Linked DNA regions of Homo sapiens: region 1 is linked to region 2. The links are chromatin loops, found by intact Hi-C in ENCODE. Cell type or tissue: PC-3. All regions are shown on one strand. Each heading gives the region's core, and the rest is flanking DNA. Links, peaks and the distances in the headings are about the cores only. Region 1 has its middle 39 kb from the start of LINC01708. Region 2 has its middle 85 kb from the start of PLPPR4.

What was found. Hi-C counts contacts between places; a loop is a spot of excess contacts. Peaks named below come from ENCODE experiments on the same cell type or tissue, not always from the same donor. Only the 100,000 strongest peaks of a DNase experiment are listed, where the experiment ranks them.
Region 1: a loop joins it to region 2, with 9 times the contacts of the local background. A loop is called at or near these places in 14 of 110 quality-filtered maps.

What each region holds. Positions count from the first base shown.
Region 1 is chr1:99,520,443-99,532,356 of GRCh38, forward strand. No RefSeq gene overlaps it. Among named protein-coding and RNA genes, the nearest start is that of LINC01708, 39 kb to the left of the region's middle. In PC-3, for the core only: CTCF peaks have their summits at 6,861 (motif pointing left) and 7,062; no DNase peak of the experiment used is centred there.
Region 2 is chr1:99,173,654-99,185,567 of GRCh38, forward strand. No RefSeq gene overlaps it. Among named protein-coding and RNA genes, the nearest start is that of PLPPR4, 85 kb to the right of the region's middle. RefSeq lists a silencer at 10,230-10,397. In PC-3, for the core only: CTCF peaks have their summits at 4,002 (motif pointing right), 6,814 (motif pointing right) and 7,018; a DNase peak (open chromatin) is centred at 6,818.

The DNA.
Region 1 (11,914 bases), core at 1,921-9,920, 350 kb after region 2:
ACTAAAGCAAAAATATACTATACTATGCTACAAGGCTACAGTAACCAAAACAGCATGGTACTGGTACCAAAACAGAGATATAGACCAATGGAACAGAACAGAGCCCTCAGAAATAATGCCACATATCTACAACTATCTGATCTTTGACAAACCTGACAAAAACAAGCAATAGGGAAAGGATTCCCTATTTAATAAATGGTGCTGGGAAAACTGGCTAGCCATATGTAGAAAGCTAAAACTGGACCCCTTCCTTACACCTTATACAAAAATTAATTCAAGACAGATTAAAGACTTACATGTTAGACCTAAAACCATAAAAACCCTTGAAGAAAACCTAGGCAATACCATTCAGGACATAGGCATGGGCAAGGACTTCATGTCTAAAACACCAAAAGCAATGGCAACAAAAGCCAAAATTGACAAATGGGATCTAATTAAACTAAAGAGCTTCTTCTGCACAGCAAAAGAAACCACCATCAGAGTGAACAGACAACCTATAGAATGGGAGAAAATTTTTGCAACCTACTCATCTGACAAAGGGCTAATATCCAGAATCTACAATGAACTCCAACAAATTTACAAGAAAAAAACAACCCCATCAACAAGTGGGTGAAGGATATGAACAGAAACTTCTCAAAAGAAGACATTTATGCAGCCAAAAGACACATGAAAAAATGCTCATCATCACTGGCCATCAGAGAAATGCAAATCAAAACCACAATGAGATACCATCTCACACCAGTTAGAATGGCAATCATTAAAAAGTTAGAAAACAACAGGTGCTGGAGAGGATGTGGAGAAATAGGAACACTTTTACACTGTTGGTGGGACTGTAAACTAGTTCAACCATTGTGGAAGTCGGTGTGGCGATTCCTCAGGGATCTAGAACTAGAAATACCATTTGACCCAGCCATCCCATTACTGGGTATATACCCAAAGGATTATAAATCATGCTGCTATAAAGACACATGCACACGTATGTTTATAGCGGCACTATTCACAACAGCAAAGACTTGGAACCAACCTAAATGTGCAACAATGATAGACTGGATTAAGAAAATGTGGCACATATACACCATGGAATACTATGCAACCATAAAAAATGATCAGTTCATGTCCTTCGTAGGGACATGGATGAAGCTGGAAACCATCATTCTCAGCAAACTATCGCAAGGACAAAAAACCAAACACTGCGTGTTCTCACTCATAGGTGGGAATTGAACAATGAAAACATATGGACACAGGAAGGGGAACATTACACACCGGGGCCTGTTGTGGGGTGGGGTGAGGGGGGAGGGATAGCATTAGGAGATATACCTAATGTTAAATGACGAGTTGATGGGTGCAGCACACCAACATGGCACATGTATACATATGTAACAAACCTGCACGTTGTCCACATGTACCCTAGAACTTAAAGTATAATAAAAATAAAAAAGAAATTTAAAAAAAGAAAGAAAAAGAAAAGGAAAAAAACGCTGTCAACCAGGTATTCTAGACCTAATTAAAATATCTTTCAAAACTAAAGCAAAAATACTTTTTCAGACATGTAGAAAGAGACAAATTGTTACCATCAGACAAGTACTATAATAAAATGTTAAAGATAGTTCTTCAGGAAGCATGAATACAATGCCAGACAAAAACCAGGAGCTATACAAAGAAATAAAAAATGCTGAAATTGAGACAAATAAAGATGAATATTAAATTTATTTTTCTTATTTTTAAAAGTTCTGGAAGACAGTTGGCTCTCTAAAGCAAAAAAAAATAGTAACAGTGAATTGTACATTTATGGTGCACGTAAAGTAAAATATATGTTAACAATAGCACAAAGAATTAGAAAAAATGAGAATATACTGTTGTAAGGTCTTTACATTATTTTAACCTGTATAATATAATTTAAAGGTAGTGTATAATTGATTAAATATATGTAGTAAATACTAGAGTGTCTTAGTTCATTTTGTGTTGCTATAACAGAACACCACAGACTGGGTAATTTATAAAGAAAAGAAATGTATTTTCACAGTTCTAGAGACTGGGAAGTCCAATATCAAGGCGCCAGTATCTGGTGAGGGCCTTCTTGCTGCATCATTTCATGGCAGATGAGAGGATAAGAGAAGGTGAGAGAGAGAAAAAGGCCAAGAGGGGGCCAAATTCATATTTTTAACAAGCTCACTTTCTAAATAACTAACTCAATCCTGTGATAACAACATTAATCTATTCATGAGGGTAGAGCCCTTATAACCTAATCACCTTTTATTAGGTTCCACCTCTCACATTATTGCATTGGGGATTAAGCTTTTAACACACAAAGTTTAAGCGACACATTCAAACCACAGTAAAGAGTATAGGTAATAAGCTAAATATAAAAAGCATATAAGAATTTTATGAAGTCATAAGAAATCCTCACTCCAAAGGAAATCAAAAGGTTGGGGGAAAAAAAGATAGAAAACAACTAGCAAGATAACAGATTTTAGTACAAGCCTGTCAACAATTATACTAATTGCAAACAGTCTAAACATATGAATTAAATGAACATGTTGGATTGGATAACAGAAGCAAGGCCCATTTACATAGAAGATATAGATAGGTTAAAGTAAAAGGATGTTAAAGATATACCTTGAAACACTAATCAAAGGAAAGTTGAGCTGGCTATAATAATATTACACAAATTAGACTTCAGAAGAAGACACTCTATCAGAAATAGAGTTTTACATAATGTTATTATAGCCACCTCAACTTTCCTTTCCCTCACTTAAAAGGCTCATGCTTTTTTTTTAACTTTTATTTTAGGTTCAGGGGTACATGTGCAGGTTTGTCATATAGGTAAACTCGTGTTATGGGTTTGTTGTACAAATTATTTTGTCTAGGTACTAAGGCTAATACTCAATAGTGATTTTTCTGCTCCTCTCCTTCCTCCCACCCTCCACCCTGTGGCAGGCCCCACAGTCTGTTGTTCCCCTCTTTGTGACCACATGTTCTCATCATTTAGTTCCCACTTATATGTGAGAACATACAGCACTTGGTTTTCTGTTTCTGGGCTAGTTTGCTAAGGATAATGGCCTCTATCTCCATATTCCTGCAAAGGACATTATCTCATTCTTTTTTATGTCTGCACAGTATTCTATGGTGTATATCTATTACATTTTCTTTATCCAGTCTACCATTGATGGGCATTTAGGTTGATTCCATGTCTTTGTTATTGTGAATAAGCACTAAATAATTAAAAAAGAAGAAAACCTCAAATCAATGATCCACACTTTCAATTTTAGAAACTAGAAAAAGTAGACCAAAATAATCTCAAACCAAACATAAGAAAATAACAAGTAAAAGAGCAGAAATCAATGGAATTGAGGACAACAACAGCAAAAAGACAAAATAGATAAAACCAAAAGTGATCAGCAGGAAACAGCCAGCATAGTTTCCTGGCACCTCCATTGCATGATTTGTAGCAACATACTCCTAGTAAGATACCTCCTCATTCGCATCTTTTCTTGGAACCCTAGCTTCAGATTTCCAGCAAGTTCCACCTGTGCAGCACCCCCCAGTGAGTTCTCCACCATCTAGTTACTCATAACTGTGTCCTCCAACAAGGTTTGTGTCTCACCCCCAGGGGTTGGGGCAAGGGGCAGGCTCTTTTTTGGATGTTCTATCTCAGCCCTGGAAGTAGTAGCTGCTTCTTATATGTGCTATTCTGTATTCTTTAAACTTCTGTTTCCTTTATATTAATTAACCCTTTATTACTCCAAACCCCATTACTCCAAATTATTATACTTAACAATTCTATATATTTAACTTTGTTCAAATTACTTATCACTGTGCAGTTTCTGTCTCCTGATTGGACATAGACTGATACAATTACACATTATTCTTTTTCAGACTCAGTGATTTGAACATCATATGGAAAGCTTTTAACTACCCTCCTTCTAAAGATCTTCAAGCCACCTCACTGCAGTTCCTATGTTCAACCCCACTCTAAAGAAGAAGTGGGGAGTCTATTTTAATTTTCTTGTCATACAGGAAATTGCCAACATAGCATCTGCATATAATACACCTAAAGAGGCTCGTATCTTTTTCTCCTTGAATAGAAGGTGTAATAGAGCACTTGTGCCTTCCATCAATTATTCATTAAATCTCTCCCATGAGATGAGCCAGTTAGGAGAAAAGAATTGTTCAATACAGGAATAAAGTTTCCATTGATAGAAAAGCCCAATAGGAGAGCCAAAATCTTGATTTCTCATTTCACATGCCACCTAAGACTTCATTACAAGACTGCATTTCTTTCCAAATTAAAAAAAAAACAAATAAGTAAAACTCTGTGCATTTCCAAAATCCCATGTAATTTTTCATACTCTTAATATTTTAATATCATATACTTTTCTACTTAGAGGCTTATTCCTTCCATGTCTCTAATTAGTATATGTTAGGAGATGAGAATACCATCTACAATAATTAAAAGAATAGAAAAAAGGATACAATAATTTGCTTTTCATGTGTTTATTCATTTGTAATCAACAGATTTGGAAAAAGAAACGGCAAAATCCCTGAACTATAGACTCCAGGTAAGAAAAAGAATTTGAATCCATTTATTCACATCATTCACCAATACTTGAATACCCCACAGCACTCTCACCTCTGTAAATATCTCACATTATGGGAAACTCAGTATCAACATGATAGTTCATCCTATATATGGACAACTTATTGTTAGAAAGTTCTCCCATTTATGTTGAACTATTATGTTGCTCTATTAGCATTGTTCCTAGTTTTGTTCCTTGGGTTCATGGGGAATGTGCTGTGCCAAGTGTTTCAAATATCTAGACCTCTGCCATGTTCCCCTTGCTACACTCTGCATTTTTGGTAATGAAGAACTTTAGCCCACTCTGTAAACAAGATTCCTGAAACAAAGATAGTAATTCTAATCAATAATGATATGAGACAAAGATTTCCTCACCCACCTCCACGTAATTACAAAAGATTATTAAAGAGGCTAAACACCCAGGTCCAACTTCACAAGAGTCTGAGAGAAGTAAAACTAAACCATCTGTCCAGAATTTCTTCTGACCAGGAGCCAACTCAGCTCAGAAGTACTTCCTTCTTCCCAGAGCACTCCCTTAGAATACCAGAACCTGTGAGATCTCTGCACTTCTGGAGAATGAGCCTCTGATCCCAGGATCTGGCCAATTTTTTCACAAAGGACTTGGCAGTATATGGCTATCTTGTTGAATATGAGATGTGAAGGAAGATATTTTATACTTACTTTCTCCAATGACAGGTAAATGCTGACAGCATTCTGTTTATAGTAGCTGGTTAGGATACAGACAAAAGGTTAAAGCTCAAGTTCGAAGACCCAGCATTTTTCATAGACCCAGTATTTTTTCACCAAGGGAGTGGCCACCACATGCTAAAATATACATTCAGTTTTACACCAGCTAAGAAGAGATGAAAAGATTCCAGGTCTCATGGAAAAAATGACTGAAAAACAGCATCAATGGAATCTGGAATTTAGAGCTCACAGATGGGGCCTTGCATATTAATCTTGGTTCTGGGAAATACAGGCTCCAATCATTTGCCCTCAAACCCACAAGGTAATCATTATTTCTTCCTTTTAAAATGTCTAAATGTTAATTAATATTACATTGTGTACACTATTTAAGGTAGCATACGCATCTCAAAGGAAGTTCAAAATTGAAGATACCCACTAGTTATGTTCACTCTGTGACAGAATGTCTTGAACTCCAAACACAATTGTAAGCACCAAGTGTACAGATGATATCAAAACCTAAAGCTGGGCTAGATTACGGAAATAATATCAACTCTGTGAATGAGCTCCTCCTTTACATTGGAAGGAAGGGGCAATATGTTTCAATAGAAGATAGCAGATGCTAAGGGCCAAAATAGCTACGTACACAAAAAGAGAGATATGTCCTTGGAGGATCCAGCAGATGAGGAAAGCTTCCCAGAGAATGTAGCCCTTAAGCTGTACCCACGAAGGAAAAGTAAGATATAAATAAATGAAAAGGAGATTACAGGGCATTTCAGGTGGTAGGAATGGTGTGATTAAAAAATGGAGAAGCAGGATATGCAAAGCATCTCCATTGAACAATTTGTACCGTTGGACTGGAAAGGATTCAGGAAGCGAAAAGCATAAAAGGCAGATAAGTCAGAAGCAGAGGGTAAAGGGTCTTAAAATGCTTAAAACGATAACGAAAATTTCAGTTTGCTAGGAACAGTAAAGTTCCCATAAAGAAGAGTTTTTTTACCATGACATTGTTTGGAGCTGCTGGTTCATGGTGATTATAAAAAGTAGACTGAGTTTAGTTGACATTGTTAGTATTTTTAAACTCTCTAGGGACAATGCATCTCCTTTTTACCTGCACATAGGGACTGACTACTGCTCCCATGTTCCTCTCGTTATCCTACTGATTTAGAAAAAGTTACAAAAACTTTCCTTTGATATATGATGTTCGTATTTGACATGGTTAAATTTCTCTCTCTCTCTCTCTCTCTCTCTCTCTCTCTGTAAGTACCTACAATATCCTTGCTAGGAAGGGCTAAGTCTTTAACATACATTATCTCCCTTAATCCTAAAACAATCCCGTAACTATTAATGTTCCCACTTCATAAATGAGGAAACAGAGCTTAGAGAAAGAAGCTACTTGGCTTGCCCAAGTTCACGCAGCCGACACGTAGGAACACAGAGTCAAATTCAGGTATTTCTGGTACTACATTGCATGTCTATAACCAGTTTCTCTATCTTAGTTCTCATCAATAATTAGTAGTTTTGCTACTATTTACAACATATTTGTATCATGTTTTTAACATTGCTCATGGAGTTTTTCTCACACATTCTATGCTGCCACCATCTGGTCTCTTATAAAACTTTCAAGCTTTTCTTCTGGAGTCATTCTCAGTCTTATCAGAGTTTTGCATTCCCTTGAAAGAGGGCTGAAATTGGTGTGGACTGGATTTATATAGCTTGAAAATTCTTCATCTTATCAATATACTCCCCTTTACTCATCTGCAATGTGTAAGGGTCATAAAAGATTAAAATGGAAATTAATTGGCTAATGAAATTGTACTGGCAAAACAGAAATTCATAGCAAATGAGCCACTATGCAAAAATGCTGCTGAGGGGATATGTCAATTCCAGATTCAGAGTACAAAGAGAGTTTGATGCACTTTTCCCTTGGTTAACTGTGAAAGCCTCGCATTAATGAGTAAGGAAAGGTAGGCAAAGAGGAGCAAATCAATTAGGTCGTATAGAAGAGACTGAAAGGGCAGGGAAGGAACCAGGAGAGATTTAGTGCTTAAGTCATCAGTTTCTAAAAGGCTGATGGCCATAATCCTATGAAAAATAAAACATGTTCACATTTGTAAGAACAATGAAACCGTTGCCAAGTCCTTACTAACATCTGGTTTCTTCTGCCCAGTTTCTATCTACCACCAACCACTGATTGTATTAAATGAGATTCTCCCTCATGTGAGAGGCAGGGGAGAGAAAAAAAAGGATGCATGATAGGAAGACAACATGTTGATGTATGTATTTGTCTATCTTGCATTGCTGTTAAGGAATACCTGAGACTGGGTAACTTAGAAAAGAAATTTATTTGGCTCATGTTTCTGCAGGCTGTACATGCATGGCACCAGCATCTGCTCAGCTTCTGGTGAGGCCTCAGGAAGCTTTAAATCAGGTGGAAGGCAAAAGGGAAGCAGATGTGTCACAGGTGAGAGAGCAAGAGAGAGAGGAGGTGCTGGGCTCCTTTATTTTATTTTTATTTTTTATTTTTTCACTGAAAGTAATCAAGAAACTGGCTCCTTCCAACAACCAGCTCCCACATGAACTAACAGAGCAAGAACTCATTTGTTACCATGGGGAGGGCACCAAGCCATTCATAAGGGATCTGTCCCCATGATCCAAACACCTCCCACCAGACCCTACATCCGACATTAGGGATCACATTTCAACATGAAATTTGGTGGGGACAGATATCCAAACTACATCAACATGGAAGGAAGGAGAAAACAGGGAGACTGTAGTTCTGTGTTCTGATGTGCCTCACCATCCTCCACCTGTTTGTGAATAGTTAAATCAGTTGATCTTAAAGTGCCTTTGCAGTTCCCACACCTTGGTGCCCTTGTTAAGAGTATAACCTTAATACCATATTGAGATTATGGGAATATTGAGGATGAAAAATAAGACAACAGGTGTTTAGTGCCTACTACTTTCCAGGCACCATGTAAGGTACTTCAAACCCACTGTATCATTTAATTGGTCTTCACAGTAGCCCTATGAAATAAAGATCATTATGCCTGACCTGGCTCTTACTGTGTGTCAAGCCCTATTCTAAATACTTTAATCAATTAATATTCACCACAACCCTATGAGAGTAGGAACTGTCACTGACCCCATTTTCTAGATGAGAGATCTGTGGCCCCGAGAGGTTAAATAACTTACCCAATAGTACACAGTAAATGTGGAGCTGTTCAGCTCCATTTGGTTGCAGAGTCCATGCTCTTAAGCAGTACTATACTCTAACTTCTCTTCAATACACACATACACCCTCACATACAGGTATGCACACGTGTCCATGCAACCTGACTTCTTACACACAAGTACATGGAGCCATAGGGAAAGTAGATTCAGAGTTCGGATGAACCAGGATGCATCACATTCTCAGTATCCATTGCAACACTCTCTCTCTATCTACCTGACAAGGAGTCAGAGGAAATAAACCAGGTGACAGAGAAGCTGACTACGATAACATTTACAACTGCCAGGGCTTGGAATTCATACAACCTCTTAGAGGACAGAGATTGGCCTTAGAATTTCCATAGCTATAGCTGTAACTGTATTATAATAGCTTGCTCAGGTTACCATAACAAAGTACCACAGACTGGTTGGCTTAAATAAGAAATTGTTTTCTCACAGCCCTGGAAGACAGAAGTCTGAGATCAAGGTATTGGCAAAGTTGTTGTCTTTTGAGGCCCTCTCTCTGTCTTGAAGATGGCTGTCTTCTCCCGTTGTTTCCACATGGTTTTTCCTCTGTTTATGTCTGTTTCCTAATCTCCTCTTCTTATGAAGACAACAGTCATATTGGATTAGGACCCACCCTAATGACCTCATTTTAACTTAATTATCTCCTTAAAGACCCTGTCTCCAAACACAGTCACATTCTGTTCTGAAGTACTGGGTGTTAAGAAATCAACATGTGAATTTAGAGGTATACAGTTCAACTCTTAACAACTACTCAATAAAAAATGACACTCTAACAGTTCATAAATTAATTATGTTCAGAGGTGGATGCATAATTCTTAGTGACATCAATGTAAATTGTCTAGGTCAATTAAATATTGAAATCAATAATGTTTAAAACTGTCCTTTTTATCTTTTATCTCTGTAACAAAATGAGAGATAAACACCTTTAATACAGAGGCAAAATAAGATTCAGAAATTTTTAAAAGTTAATTTTGAGAAATGGCTCCCTTTTAAGAAATGCCTCACCAAAATAAATACACAAACTACAATATCTGATATTTCCAGAAATAAAGTTCAGCTTCCTTTATGAAAATTCTTATCATAAGTCTGGGGTTTAAGCTTTCCAATAAAAAATAGACTTGGACTCTGTGACTTACAATTTTAATGTATCTGTAAGCTGGGACTATAGAGGGTTTGTTTCAATACAAACTGATTCTGAATACTTGATTTCTTCAGTAATCATGTATTTGATTGCCCATAGAAGAACAAGATTTCTCAAACAAGTTACATTATTATTATGTCTAGACTACCAACAACACCCTGAGGAGATCCGTGTTTTCACATATGCAAAGCTTTGGAATAAATTCCTATTGTCAAAATAAATAAAAATAACTCAGTAATTGGTTTTTAATTAAGTATCCATGTATATCATTATTAATTTTATACATTCAGTACAAATGAAGCTGTCTCAATATAAAAGAAATTACTAGTGGGTAGTAATTATAAGCCTACTATACTTATATTTTAAGTTCATGACTAATACTCAAAATACTAATAAACAGATCCTCAAAAAGTAAAATTTGCCCTAAGAAATAACAGAAATACCTTTTCATTCTAGAGCTGTATGCACACCTGGCTTGTGTTTTAGAGTTTGTTTTTATTTCTTCACATAGCACCCCAAAAATAATAGCACCTGAGGAAACTCTGGGGTGATTTGCTCACTTCTAGAGTCTATTTCAACATCACCAAGCAAAGTTGGTTAATACTTAAAGACAAATGATAAGCAACATAGGAATCTTGTTTGTCTATAAAATTATGTCAAATTAGATTTAACTTGGAAAAAAATGATAAGCCAAAAAAAAAAAGTCCATTCAGAAGAATATAAACTCAAAATCACAATCACGCCTACTCTCTGCGTGTCGGGGCCCTGTGTCAGACACTGCATGCTAAGCCAATGTGTCCTCAAACAAGAGGTCTTCAGTCATCTGTCTAAGAATGACCCATGGAGAAAATCAAGAGAATCTAATTAGGCAACATTTAATTCCACTATGATAAATAACTTAAGCTGCATCTCTAAGAGAAGGTAATTATTGGCCCTTAGAGCTAACAGCAGAATCAGTTAAAGGTTTTTAAATTCACAGCTAAACAAACATTGTAAAGATAAATAAAAGGATAAGAAAGATAAATTAATAATTATATTCCTGTTCTTCAATAACGGATTAATGACGTTCTACAGTATTATATGAAGATTTTTAAATTCCTTTTTACAGATAAATTAATAGAAATATAAGTACAAGAATAATTATAATTAAGGGAAAATGAAAAGTTTCATATCCCTTAAAGTCCTAAAAGCTGTACACCACCACCAATGTGTTCACTAAATAATTTAATTACATTACATGCTATTTTAGCCAAGCCTCAGTTACATGGACAAATTATTCAAATCTTTTGCCCTACCTCTTACCTTCTAATAACAATTCTTTGAGAAGGTTACAAATCATCCTTATCAAAATTGAAACATGAAACATTTTTATCAATGTTTATCAAGGTTTATAAATGTTTATCATTGTTTATCAATCATCCTTATCAAAATTGAAACATGATTTTTTTAAGTGGAATCATATCAATTTGTTATTTATTAGCTACTCTAGTAAAATATTTGCTCTTAGTGAGAGATTGAACCTTGTGTCGTGACTAATTGCGGTTTGAGATTGATTATTGGTAGATGCCATTATTCATTATATCACTATGGTTAATAAAGGTAATTCATAGTTTTCTCTATTTTAAAGTACTATTTTTAAACATCTGTAAATGTCATAGAACTTCTTTGACCTCTACTCAAGGTTTCATATTGCATCACCCAAGATAACGATTTATTTAATCTTAAAGTGCTCCAAACGACAATGCATTTAAAATACTAAGTTTTTTTTAGTTCTGCAGAATGACTCAATATAGACAATCTGCCTTGAAAATAATTGTTCAATTTAAAGATTTTTGCAAAAGGAGGCAATCATTTCAAGCCTCTTCAAAGTAAGCACGAGATTCCCAGTCCCCACTTTGAAGGCTGTAGTAGAAATAGATAGTTGGAAATGTAGCCAGTGATATTTTTCTATGTTAGGGATTGATATGAACAAACTGTCTTTTTATTTTTATGGCCCTTGGAGATATTTCTCTTCAGCTATAGAGAGCTTTGAACCCTGCCATAATTGATCCATTTCTTCTACTTTCTAAGGAAAGCAAACATCAACAGAATTCTGCTTGTTACTCCAATAACCATGTATGTTTTTCAGGAGCAGCACTTGCTCCAACATTCCTCTTAGATCTGTATGACACAGTGAACTGACTTCCTAACAAGCTGGCCTCTTAATTTCATCTTGCTCTGAAAGTAAAGGAATAATGAGCTCAGTGATGCTGAAGCAACACTCCCAGCCTCCAAGA
Region 2 (11,914 bases), core at 1,873-9,872:
GTCAGTTACATTTCCTCGTAATGGCTCACAACAAATGTGTTTCTACCTATGAAAGATAGTTACTAGTCAAGGGGTTGAAAGTGATCTTAAACTCGAGATTCCATGTTACACTTCCTGATGGTAGCCGTGATAATGGATGCTCCTAAGGGATAGAGGTAGAGATCACACAAAATAACCTGGATAGAGACATCTACTGGAGATGGGAAGTGGGTGTATTTGATTATTTGTTTGTTTAATGTAGCACTCAAAACACAAATTCCTGTGGCTGATTTTAACAGTAGTAGTCACATTTGAGGCCTTCTTTAGAGGTTTTACAGCAGAAGAAAAAAATGTGGGCTCTATCATAAAATGGAGAAGAGGATTGACTCTCATTATCAATACCTGTTAGCTCTGTGACTATGAGAAAGTTACCTGGCCTGAAGTCTCAGTAGTCTTATCTATAAAACGGAGATAATAATTAACTAGAAGCACGGTGTGGTGGCTCATGCCTGTAATCCCAGCACTTTAGGAGGCCAAGACGGGCGTATCACCTGAGGTTGGGAGTTCAAGATCAGCCTGACCACCATGGAGAAACCCCGTCTCTACTAAAAATCAAAAAATTAGCCGGGCGCAGTGGTGCATGCCTGTAATCCCAGCTACTTGGGAGGCTGAGGCAGGAGAATCCTTTGAACCCAGGAGGTGGAGGTTGCGGTGAGCCGAGATCGCACCATTGCATTCCAGCCTGGCAACAAGAGCGAAACTCCATCTCAAAAATAAATAAATGAATAAATAAATAAACAATAATAATTATCTTGAAAGGTTGTTGTGAAGATCAGAGATAATACTCTTAAATACCTGGTCACCTAGTAGTTACTCAATAGTGAGAGCTATATTAATATCTGTTTTTGTAATTTCAAAGCTTCTCATGCACTATACAAATCTAGGGTAGGATGCTTTGTCTTTTGATGTAGTTATGTAAAAACTGAGTTTCTTCCTTTTCCCTTTCTTTCTTTCCTTTCTTTTTTTTTCTCTCTCTCTCTTCCTACTACCTCAATTTTTAATTCAATTCACCTTCTTAACATAATTTCTGGATATATTTAGTTCCATTGCTAATGGTAAATGACATTAAATGTTGAGATTTCTAAGCCATCTTAACCAGGTTGTCTTCCTGCTTATTTCTCTAGCTTCATCTCTTTTGACATACACAGGAAGAAAAACTATAGCTGTGAGGCTTTTCAGAAAACATACCATTTGTTTTACTCAGGGTTTATCCCAGTAACAAATTGAGCTTCCAAGCAATAAAACTGCCATGCACAAGTCTTCTTTAAAAGAAATTCTACTTGAAGATGTATCAGGAACTAGAATATTAGAAGAAAGTGACAGTCTTCTGATAGCAAAAGCAACTATTCCCTTTACTAAAGAGAAATAAAATAAATTTCCTAAGTAAATTTATTGTCACTGCATTTAGTGCAATATCGAACTATGCCTCTATGGGGTTTCTCTATGAGCCTAATCAGACACTTAGCCATGGAATCATATTTTGTAAACTAGAGCACTAGAAAAGAACTTAGGGGGCTCATGGGAAATACTCAGCAATACTGGTGGTTCAGAGGAAAGCACTGAACAAGTCATTTAGCCCCTCCTTGAATTACTAGTCTCCCTTATGGAGTAGTTTAATTTAGGATTTTTCTTCTTCTTAGGGACAGAAGGTTTCTATACTCTTTTAGTTCCATCAGAACTAAATCAAGATGAAAGGACCTGAGAAAATGATACTTGAGAGATGTTTAGGATAAGATCCAGATTCTTTAACCTGGTCACCAGGATTCTGCCTTCCTGCCAGTCTCATTTAAGGTGCTTCTCCAACCCATGCTTACTTGTAGCCCCAAGACTTTCCTACCAGTAATTTTACTTATTTATTTTAATATTTTATTTTCAGTCAGGGTGTCTACAAAAATAAAAATAGTTAGTCAGGCATGGTGTTGCACACCTATAATCCAGCTACTCTGGAGGCTGAGGCAGGAGGATTGCTTGAGCCAGGGAGTTTGAAGCTGCAGTGAGCTATGATTGTGCCACTGTACTCTAGCCTGGGCAACAGACCGAGACCCTGTCTCAGAACACACACACACACTTACACACACACACACACACACACACACAGAGAAAGAACATTAATATTTTAACTTTCATTTAGCACTTTAATATATGAATTTCATGGGGTAGTCCATTTAATCCTCAAAATAACATGAATGCTATTATCCCCATTTTATAGATGGGGAAATAGATTTCTGAGAGATAACTAACAGGTTAATATTAGCTGGATATTCCACCTGGTCTTGGAACCCAGGTGTGGGTTCCTCTTCCTATTAGGCCCTACCTCTTCATTCTCTAGCTTGCATCTCAAGTGTAGCTGGAAGAGAAACATGGGTAGAGCTTCAGAGCTGTAATATACTTGGGTATGTTATACTAAAGCAAGCTAAATCAGAACTCAAGAGAAAACCTGTAGTGAAAGCCAGGAAGATGGAAAAGGGGGATGGTGGTGATAGGAAATAAAGTCACTGAAGGGAACTTCTACCCTCCCTATTCAGAGAAATAGAAATTAAGAGAGAAGTATATGTAGTTAGAGTGGTATTCATCTTGTTTTTAGTTGCAGAACTCTTTTACTCTTCTGCAAATGAAATATTTCAGAGAACCTCAAAATGTGAAACATTAAAAAATTTCTCTGCAACATGCTGAAAACCCAAGTTATACCTGCTCAGACACTTCTCACATCTTTCCCCAAAACTTGGAAGCACCCGAGATGCTTCCTGGTCTCTAAGGCATTAAGGAAGCCATTGACAAATAGCTGGGAAACCACTAAGTCAGACAGGTGTGGGTTCCAGTCTCAGCTTTGCATTTACTTTTTCTAGGAACTTGAGAAACTTAACTACCCTGATTGATGGTGTCTTTTTATTGTAAAGATAATAAGAGATAATGGCCATAAAACATTAGTACATTACCTGAATAACAGTATAGATGCTCAGTAAATATCTTTGTTGGAAGAAAATTAGAAGTTAACATTGAGCTCTTCCTAATAAATTAAATTGATGAGGTTTGAAAATTACTTAAATAGTAAGCTTGTATTTAAAAGATCCTTTGACCACATAAAATTTCATTTGGAAAGAACTGCAGGTTTTTCATATCATCTCTATTTTTAGAGTGGAGATGAGAAGAAAAAAAAACACAAGAAAAAAGCACATGGCTAGGACCACTCATTATGATTCAGAAACATGAGTTAGAAAGTGCAGCTGTCTCCCTGCTTTCAGAGCAGATAGCGGCATCATTTTATAAATGAAAGTAGAGATAAAGTCACTGTGATACACATTTCTGCAATAACAAACCAGGGAACATTAGAGACAAATAAATACTCATTGCCAGGGGAATATTTTCTCCTGGGTAAAAGGCATGCATTAATTCTCACAATAGAGTCATCTAATAAATGATTCATCTAGACACTAATATTTAATCAGTTCTTATCTTCAATTGCTCTAAGAACCTTTTAAACACTATAGCATATTTAAACATATTCAGGGTTATTACTTATTCAAGTTTAATTCCTTAGTCAAACTTGTTTTAAAATGAATAAATGACACAAAAGAAAAGAATACTATCGCTTCATACTAAATGCTAATGTTGTAATTATTTTCTTTAGATAAGTAGATTTTTACCTGTAATGTTTTAACTTAGAATTTTTCTGACAATTTTAAAAGTTAATAGGAACTATTTGTTAAGCCATGCAGTTTGCTCTGCGGTTACTTACAAAATGGATTTCAATTTTTCTGTGGAATTGCTTTTTAATTTTTTACAGCACTGCAATGTTTTACCTACTTAATTTCATAATGTGAGTCATCAATAATATATTTCCTACATTCAGTGAAACCAAGTGTGATGCCAGATTGAAAAAATAATGAATTTTCTTTACATTTAGGATTTCTTTTCACATATATGACAATCCTTAGATAAATAAAAATGCTGTCCTGGATTATTATACTTTTCCACAAGAGGGCTCTTGAAAGTCAAAAATATTGCCCATGATTAGTAATCTGCTTACATCTATTGGTAAAAACCAGAGAAACAAGATTTTGAAATATTTCCTGGATAATTAAATTTTTAAAAAATACTTTAAATTAAAGAGTTAACTAATAGTAATCAAAGCCAAAATCGATGGAATGCTTCCTGTGTGCAGGCCATGTGGTTAGTGCTGGATATGTAGCCATTATTATTATTCATTGCACTATAGAGAGTCAGTTACGGTTCAGCATGAAACTTTGGAGATAAGATTGCCTGAGTTTGAATCCCAGCTCTGCCATTTGAATTATTTCTTTGACTTTGGGCAAGATACTTGGTATTTAACTTTATCAGTCCTTGGTTCCTTTTCTGTAAAATGCGGTTGTTGTAAGGATTAAGGGAATTAAGATACATAAAGCAATTAGAAGAGTGTCGGGCACCTAGTAAGTGCTTTGTAAGTTTTAGCTACTACTATCATCACAGAGGACAAAACTGAGGCACATAGAGATTAAAAGATATGCCCTAAATCGTGCGCCCAGTGTCTGGAAAGATACAAGGTTTTGCCCCACCAGTGTGCTAGAACATGTATTAGCCAATATGCCTCTAATATAAGAGAAGATTGGCAACACCATCTGCTTATTCCTACCCCCACTGACAGCACTGGGGGACCCATCCCTGCTTAACCACACTGCCCACCTGTCCACGGTCCTGGATTATCCATACCTCTCAGGGTTATCTCTCATCGTAATAATCATTGATTTATGTATTGAACTCCGTCACGAGTCTACTTGAGTTCCAGGACGATATCTTATTTATTTTTGCTTTCCTAGCACATTTTGGTTAGCAAGAATTAACAAGGATGATTTAAAAAAAATAAGGGTGTGCTAATATTTCCAACTGTCCTATAAAACGATTTTTGTTAAACCCATTTAACAGATGAAGAAATCGAAATTCTAAGATCAAGATCTCACGGTTTGAAATAGCCATACTATTGGAAACCAGATCTGAATCTGAAGCCTGTGTTTTCTTCACTATAATGACCCACACATGTGCTCAGGGTTGTTTGTGCATTTACTGACTGAAGACAGACTGTGAAAATTCCACCAAGAGACATAACGGAGTGTTTTCAATGTATATATAGGCTAAGGGGAGATTATTTTTGCAATAACTCAAGTATTCAAATGAGGATTTTTCCCTTCAAATAGTTTTGGTCTGTGTTTTTTTTTAAATAAGGTTAAATTTTTTTCAGATTGATTTTATAACTTCTCTTTTATAATTATTTTTGTGGAAAAATTTAAAAATGTTATGAACACTAAGAATAACAATATTATACAATGAAAGTGTATAATAAGGAGAATTTCCTGGTCAGGGACTGGGTTAAAACTTCCTTCAAAGGGAGATATCTGAACTGAGAACCAGAGGATGAGTCCGTGTTAACCAGGTGAAAAAGGGAAGGAAAGAATGTTATTCCAGGCAGACGAAACCATTTGCAAAGGCCCTGTAGCAGGGGACACCATCCTAATGAGGAGGAATAAAAAGAATAAAGGTAACGGGAAGCAGAATGGTTCAGGAGGGGCTGAAAAGTAAAAGGCAGACAATTCATTAATTTTGTAAATATTTATGGGAAGCCTACCACACCCCTGCTAGTAATGTAGGTACAGAGGAATAAAAAAGTAATAAAGCATTTTTCTCTCAAGGAAATTCTTAATCTGGCAAAAGATGGCTAAACGCACACACACGCTTACCTCTAGATATAATGCAATGGAAGCGGTATTGTAATAGCAGTAAGAACAAAAGGCTGTGGGAGCACAATAGAAGGAGAAATTAATTGTGATTAAGGAAATATCAAAAGAAGGAATTGGCCAATATTTTATTGGGTAATTGACATGTTAGCTGATCCTTAAAGGTATTCCAAGCAACAGCATGAAGAGAAGCACCAGGTGTAAATAGTGGCCAGAAGTCTATTAAATAATAATTTGTTTGATGGATCTGTTTATTTTAAATCTCAGAGGAGGTTCTATTCTCTGCAGAAAGTAGAATTAAACTAGAAAGCAGTAACAAAAAGATAAACAGAAAAAAACCTTAATAATTGCTATCATGTATATAGGTGTTAAAACACGGTTGCGAAAACAAGTAATCACAATGAAAATTAGAAAATGTTTGGAAATAAATGTTTGGAAATAAATGATAACATGGTTGACATATCAAAATACATAACTAAAGTTATGCTTAGGTAAAATGTGCAGGCTTATGTGCATATGTTAGAAAAGAATATTGAATATCAACACTCTACATATCTATCTGAAGAAGCAATGAGAAAAGCAAATTAATCCAACGAAAGTTGAAGAAAAAGATGACACAGGCAGAAGCCCAATGAAGAGAAAACAAACATAAAATTAATAAAGAAGACCAAAAGTTGGTCCTTCAAAAATAAAACACAATTTATAAACCCCAAGGTCAAGAAAAAAAGAGAAGTCAAAAAAGTCAGAAATAAAAGCCAGGATATTACTTTAGATTTTATAATTGTTAAAATATAATAGAAAGATATAAACAATGTTATGTCCGTAATTTCAATATTTAAATGAAATAAGCAAATACCATTAAAATATTATTTTTTAAATAACGAAATAAGGATGGGAAATCGGAATTGTTCTATATCTTAAGGAAAAAAAGAAATGAAGAATCTCTTTATAGAGGTAGTTATACTCTTCTTTCTGCTTCCTACTAGCCAAAAGGTAACAATGTTTACTATCTCTCAGCATTTCTCAATTGCCGCCACTAGGTGGCAAACGTTTCCAAACTATTGCAGGAGCCTGCAGTGACTATCAGAGTTTGTTGGACACCATTTTGTGTGCTCCCCAACAATCACAAATAGAATATTCTAAAATGGTCTCATTATTGTCATTATAAGCACTCTCACTGTTTTCATGAAACAAAAGATAGCAGCAGGAACAAAACTGCACTGAAAAAAATCTAAACACAGGTTTTATTGCAAGAAATTGAAAACCTACTCTAACAATAGAACCTTCCACTTCAGGCTCAGAACAAGGCCAGCGAAGTGGAGCAGGCCTATCACAGATTCCCATCTCCATGACAACCTTTTCAGTTCCATGCACAATTAAAGCTACAGTATCAGTTTTTTTCAGGAAAAAAAAAATCTGAGTCCTGGCTAGTATTCATTTTTTATAATAGATTTGAGAAATTAAATTGATTCTAATTAGTGCAGCTGACTTAGTGGGTAATAATAATTCATTATACAAGCAGCCCTAACTCTCTTCTCCAAAAGCAAATGAAAATATATATTTTGTATGGTTTAATGTACTATCATTATCACTATCCTTTTTAGCTTTCTTTGACAACAGCTCTTTTGTGCCAGGCATTCTCGAAAATCCTGGCTTAATTCCCCTTCAGGCTATACTTGTGGATAAAAAAAAAATCTGTTCATTTCATTAGCAATTAGATTTCAGCCAGATGGTCTGGAAAGTGTTGGGACTCCCTCAGAATCCTGGAATAACCTTTTCTCCAGATACATGCTTCCTTTCGTCTTCTGAAGACATTTCTGGAGTTTTTAGTTGTTACTGAAAAAATGGGTAGAGCTCAGATTTCTGCTGCCCTGAAAGAGATTGTTCAGAAATTTTGAAGAGTTAAAATATATATATTCAAAGTGTTAAAAAAATGCAACTTGTAAAGAAAATTTAGTGGATCAAGAGTTTAGCGTATGGAGAACAAATGATTGGTGGAGGAATTTATGACAATAACATTTTCAAGTACCATATATGAAGATATTTAAAAATAGAGTGACCAGCTATATTTTTCCTTTTTAAAAAATTAATAAAGATATAAAAATGGGATGTGAGTTTTCATGTTATTTCATATAAGCAATAACATGAAAGACTAGTTGAGTTTAAGACATTTCTGAGATTCCTAAGAATGGAATCAAGGTGGTAAAACATTACCAAGAGTTATCATAGAATACTATGCCATGAAAATCATAAACATGTATTTTTTTTCTTCTTCCTAGAAATGTGCAAGTATAACTTTTCCTGAAATCAGACGACTGAGGCAGGTGACTCTTCATGAACCCTTTCATTACTAGCATCTTGTGATTTTTATAGGCATGAAATGTAGATACTATGGCACTGTTGCTTCATTCATTTTAACCATCTCTAACACCCTATGATGATGACCGGGAGAAATAAAGCAGCCAGTTTGCAATCCAGCTTACTTGTGGATAGATGTTGTCATTGCTTGAAGAAAGTATGATTACTACTACCTTTTTGCGTGGTCAAATTGAGACAAAGAAAAGTTAAGTGTCTTCCCCAGCACTAAGTCCAAGAGAGATGACATATGTTTTATGTCTGTCCAGCATGCCTTTGGTCAACCTCATTTACTTCATTCTTGCCTGGAAATGAATGGGGCTGGCTCAACAGTGGACATAAAACGGATGCCTAGACAAAGAGAAAGCTCTATCTCCTTGCCAAATGTTACATTGAGGAATGGGCATGGGTCATAGCTTTGCCAAAGAAAATTGTTTCCTCCCAGAGAACTCTGAAGCTATTGAGAAAGACATAATTTCTTTTTTTCTTTTTCTTTTCTTTTCTTTCTTTCTTTCTTTTTTTTTTTTTTTTTTTTTTTTTTTTTTTTTACTGAATCTTGCTCTATTGCCTGGCCTGGAGTGCAATGGTGCAATCTCGGCTCACTGCAACCTCTGCCTCCCGGGTTCAAGTGATTCTCCTGCCTCAGCCCAGCCTCCCGAGTAGCTGGGACTACAGAAGCGTGCCACCACGCCCGGCTGATTTTTTATTTATTTTTTATTTTTTATTTTTAGGAGAGACGAGGTTTCACCATGTTGGCCAGGTTGGTCTCAAACACCTGACCTCAGGTGATCCACCCGCCTCAGCCTCCCAAAGTGCTGGGATTACAGGCATGAGCCACCACACCTGGCCAGAGATAATTTCTTTTTGCTTGTAGGGCAAACATAAACCTGAAGTTATTGTCATCTTATAGGGAGAGCTTTTCAAAATGAAGCCAACACAGGTAAAGGGAAGAAAATATAGCTTACACAAACAATGTTTAACATATAGATTTAACACATGGAGACATAGAGGCCTGGTTAGATTTTTAACTGTAAGGTCGAGCAAGAGAAAATACCTCTAATGTTATTGTATAAGCTCCTTATAGCTAGAACCTGACAAACTCATCCAGATCTTTGTAAGTTGTAAGCATGGGATTTAAAAAATGTTAATTTTGCTTTTTAAATTATCATATAGTCACAGACTTTCTTGTACAGGTCTTTGAATTTTGATACTTTTATAGATTCAAATAACTACCACCATTATCAGGATATGAAAAGAGTTCCTTCTATCACCTCAGACTCCCTGGTGTCATTTCTTTATAATCACAGCACTCCATTCCCCTAATCTTTGGCAACCACTGATCTCCTGTCCATTTCTTTTATCTTTCTGGGAATTTCATATAAATGGAATCATGTGATATGCAACCTTTTGAGACTAACTTCTTTTTCCCATTATAATGCACTTGAAATTAATTCAAATTCTGATCTGAATCAATAGTTTGTTCTTTTTTATTGCTGAGTAGTGTTTCATTGTACTGAGGTATCATAGTTTCTTCCTCCATTACTCACTGAAGGACTTTTGCACTGTCTCCAGTTTTGGGAATATATTATGAAGAGAGCTACTATATTAACATCTGCGTGGAGGTTTTTGTTTGAACGAAAGCTTTCTTTTCCCAAAAAATCAGAGTTGCTGAGTCATAACTACATGTTTAACTTGATGAGAAACTGTCAAACCATTTTATGTAATAGCTGTACCATTTTTCACTACCACCAGCAATGTATGAGAGTTTTAGTTGCTCTACATCCTCGTCAGCACTTGGTGTTGTCAGTATTTTTTATTTTCTGCATTCTAATAAGTGTGCAGTGGTATTTCATTAATGCTTAACTTTGCATTTCACTTATGGCTAATGATGTTGAACATTTTTAATATGCTGCTTTGCCATCCTTATAACCTTCTTGGTAAGTGTCCAAGCTTTTGCCCATTTTAAAAATTGATTTCTATGTTTCCTTACTGTTGCATATTGAGTTTTTTGGGTTTTTTGGTTTTGTTTTGTTTTGTTTTTGATGGAGTTTCACTCTGTTGCCCAGGCTGGAGTGCAGCGGCACAATCTCAGCTCACTGCAACCTCCGCCGCCCAGGTTCAAGCGATTCTCCTGCCTCATCTCCCAAGTAGCTGAGATTACAGATGCCCACCACCATACCTGGCTAATTGTTTTATATTTTTAGTAGACATGGGGTTTCTCCATGTTGGCCCGGCTGGTTTTGAACTCCTGACCTCAAGTGATCTGCCCACCTCAACCTCCCAAAGGGCTAGGATTACAGGCATGAGCCACTGCATCTGGCCTGAGTTTTATATATATTTTGGATGAGAAATTTATAAAGGAAAGAGGTTTAATTGATTCACAGTTCCACATGGTTGGGGAGGCCTCACAATTATGGCAAAGGAGAATGAGCAAAGTCACATCTTACATGGTGATAAGCAAGAGAGCATGTGCAGGGGAACTCCCCTTTATAAAACTATCAGATCTCATGAGATTTATTCACTATCATGAGAACAGCATGGGAAAAACCTGTCCCCATGATTCCATTATCTCCCACTGGGTCCCTCCCATGGCACATGGAAATTATGGGAGCTACAATTTAAGATGAGATTTGGGTGGGGACACAGCCAAACCATATCAACATGTATATTTGGTCAACTTATCAAACAGACCTTTGGAAACCTAACTATTTAAAGGACTAAGGAACTTCCAAGAGAAGCTAATTCTAAAACACAGGACAGGTAGACACACACATCTAGTAACAGATTTCTGAATTTGAGTAGGGGAAGATTTTTGAGTACAACATACTGTCACTCAGAATTGTTTCTGATACTGTCCTTGTTTGAATTCTGGAGAAGGCAGAAAGTCAAAAGTAAAAGATATATTTCACTCAAATATACCTGATTTTATCTTTAATGGAAAAAAAAATGAGAGTACCTTTTCCCCCCAATTTATTGTAGAGTGCCAGAATCTATTTGCCCTGCATTTGCCCAGTGCATCACCAGCAGCACCCAGTGGAATAGGCAATAGTATTTAGCTGAGATGGCCCTGCTGATTCCCAGGAAAGCAAGCAGTAGTGGTGCCCCTTTGCGGTGGCAAAGTTTGGAGAAGACTGTTGTCCTCAAGAGTAGAAATGGTTATCATGCCTATTGTAAATGACATCTCATGGAAGTGAAAGCAATATGTGACAGCTGCCAACTAAAGCAACTGCCCAGTGGAAAGGCCAAGAAAACAGAAGGCAGGAAGGAGAAAAACATGGCCAAAAGCACAATTGCTCCTAGGATTATTCTGAGAGCTTGGGAGACACAGGGTCCTAGTTTATCATGTCAGTGCAAGGGCCAGTGAATCATAGGTTACTTGTTGACATTGAATTTGGTGCCTATTTTAGTCACTAATTGCATTGTAATAAGCTGTACATTTGAATAGCTTGTTTCTTTTTAAGTAGTTTAAAGAATAATAAACCAATGGAAGCTGCAGCTTACGACTAATATCTCGGAGTTGATCTTGCCTTTCAAAAGGCCTGTGCCATTTATATGCTTTTAAAAATATGATTTCCCAGGCTCTACTCAGGAACTTCTGTTTCAGTCACTCCAAAGTGCAGCCCATATGTCTGTATTTTTAACAAGCTCCACAGAGTATTCTGATCCAGAACAAGACTTGAAGACTTGAAAACTCTGCTTTGAAATTCGATAAAGAAAATGAAACAGCTTATATGATGATGAAATAACATAGAATTCAAGAAGCATTCAATTTTAGTAACTACTTTTGGAGTACT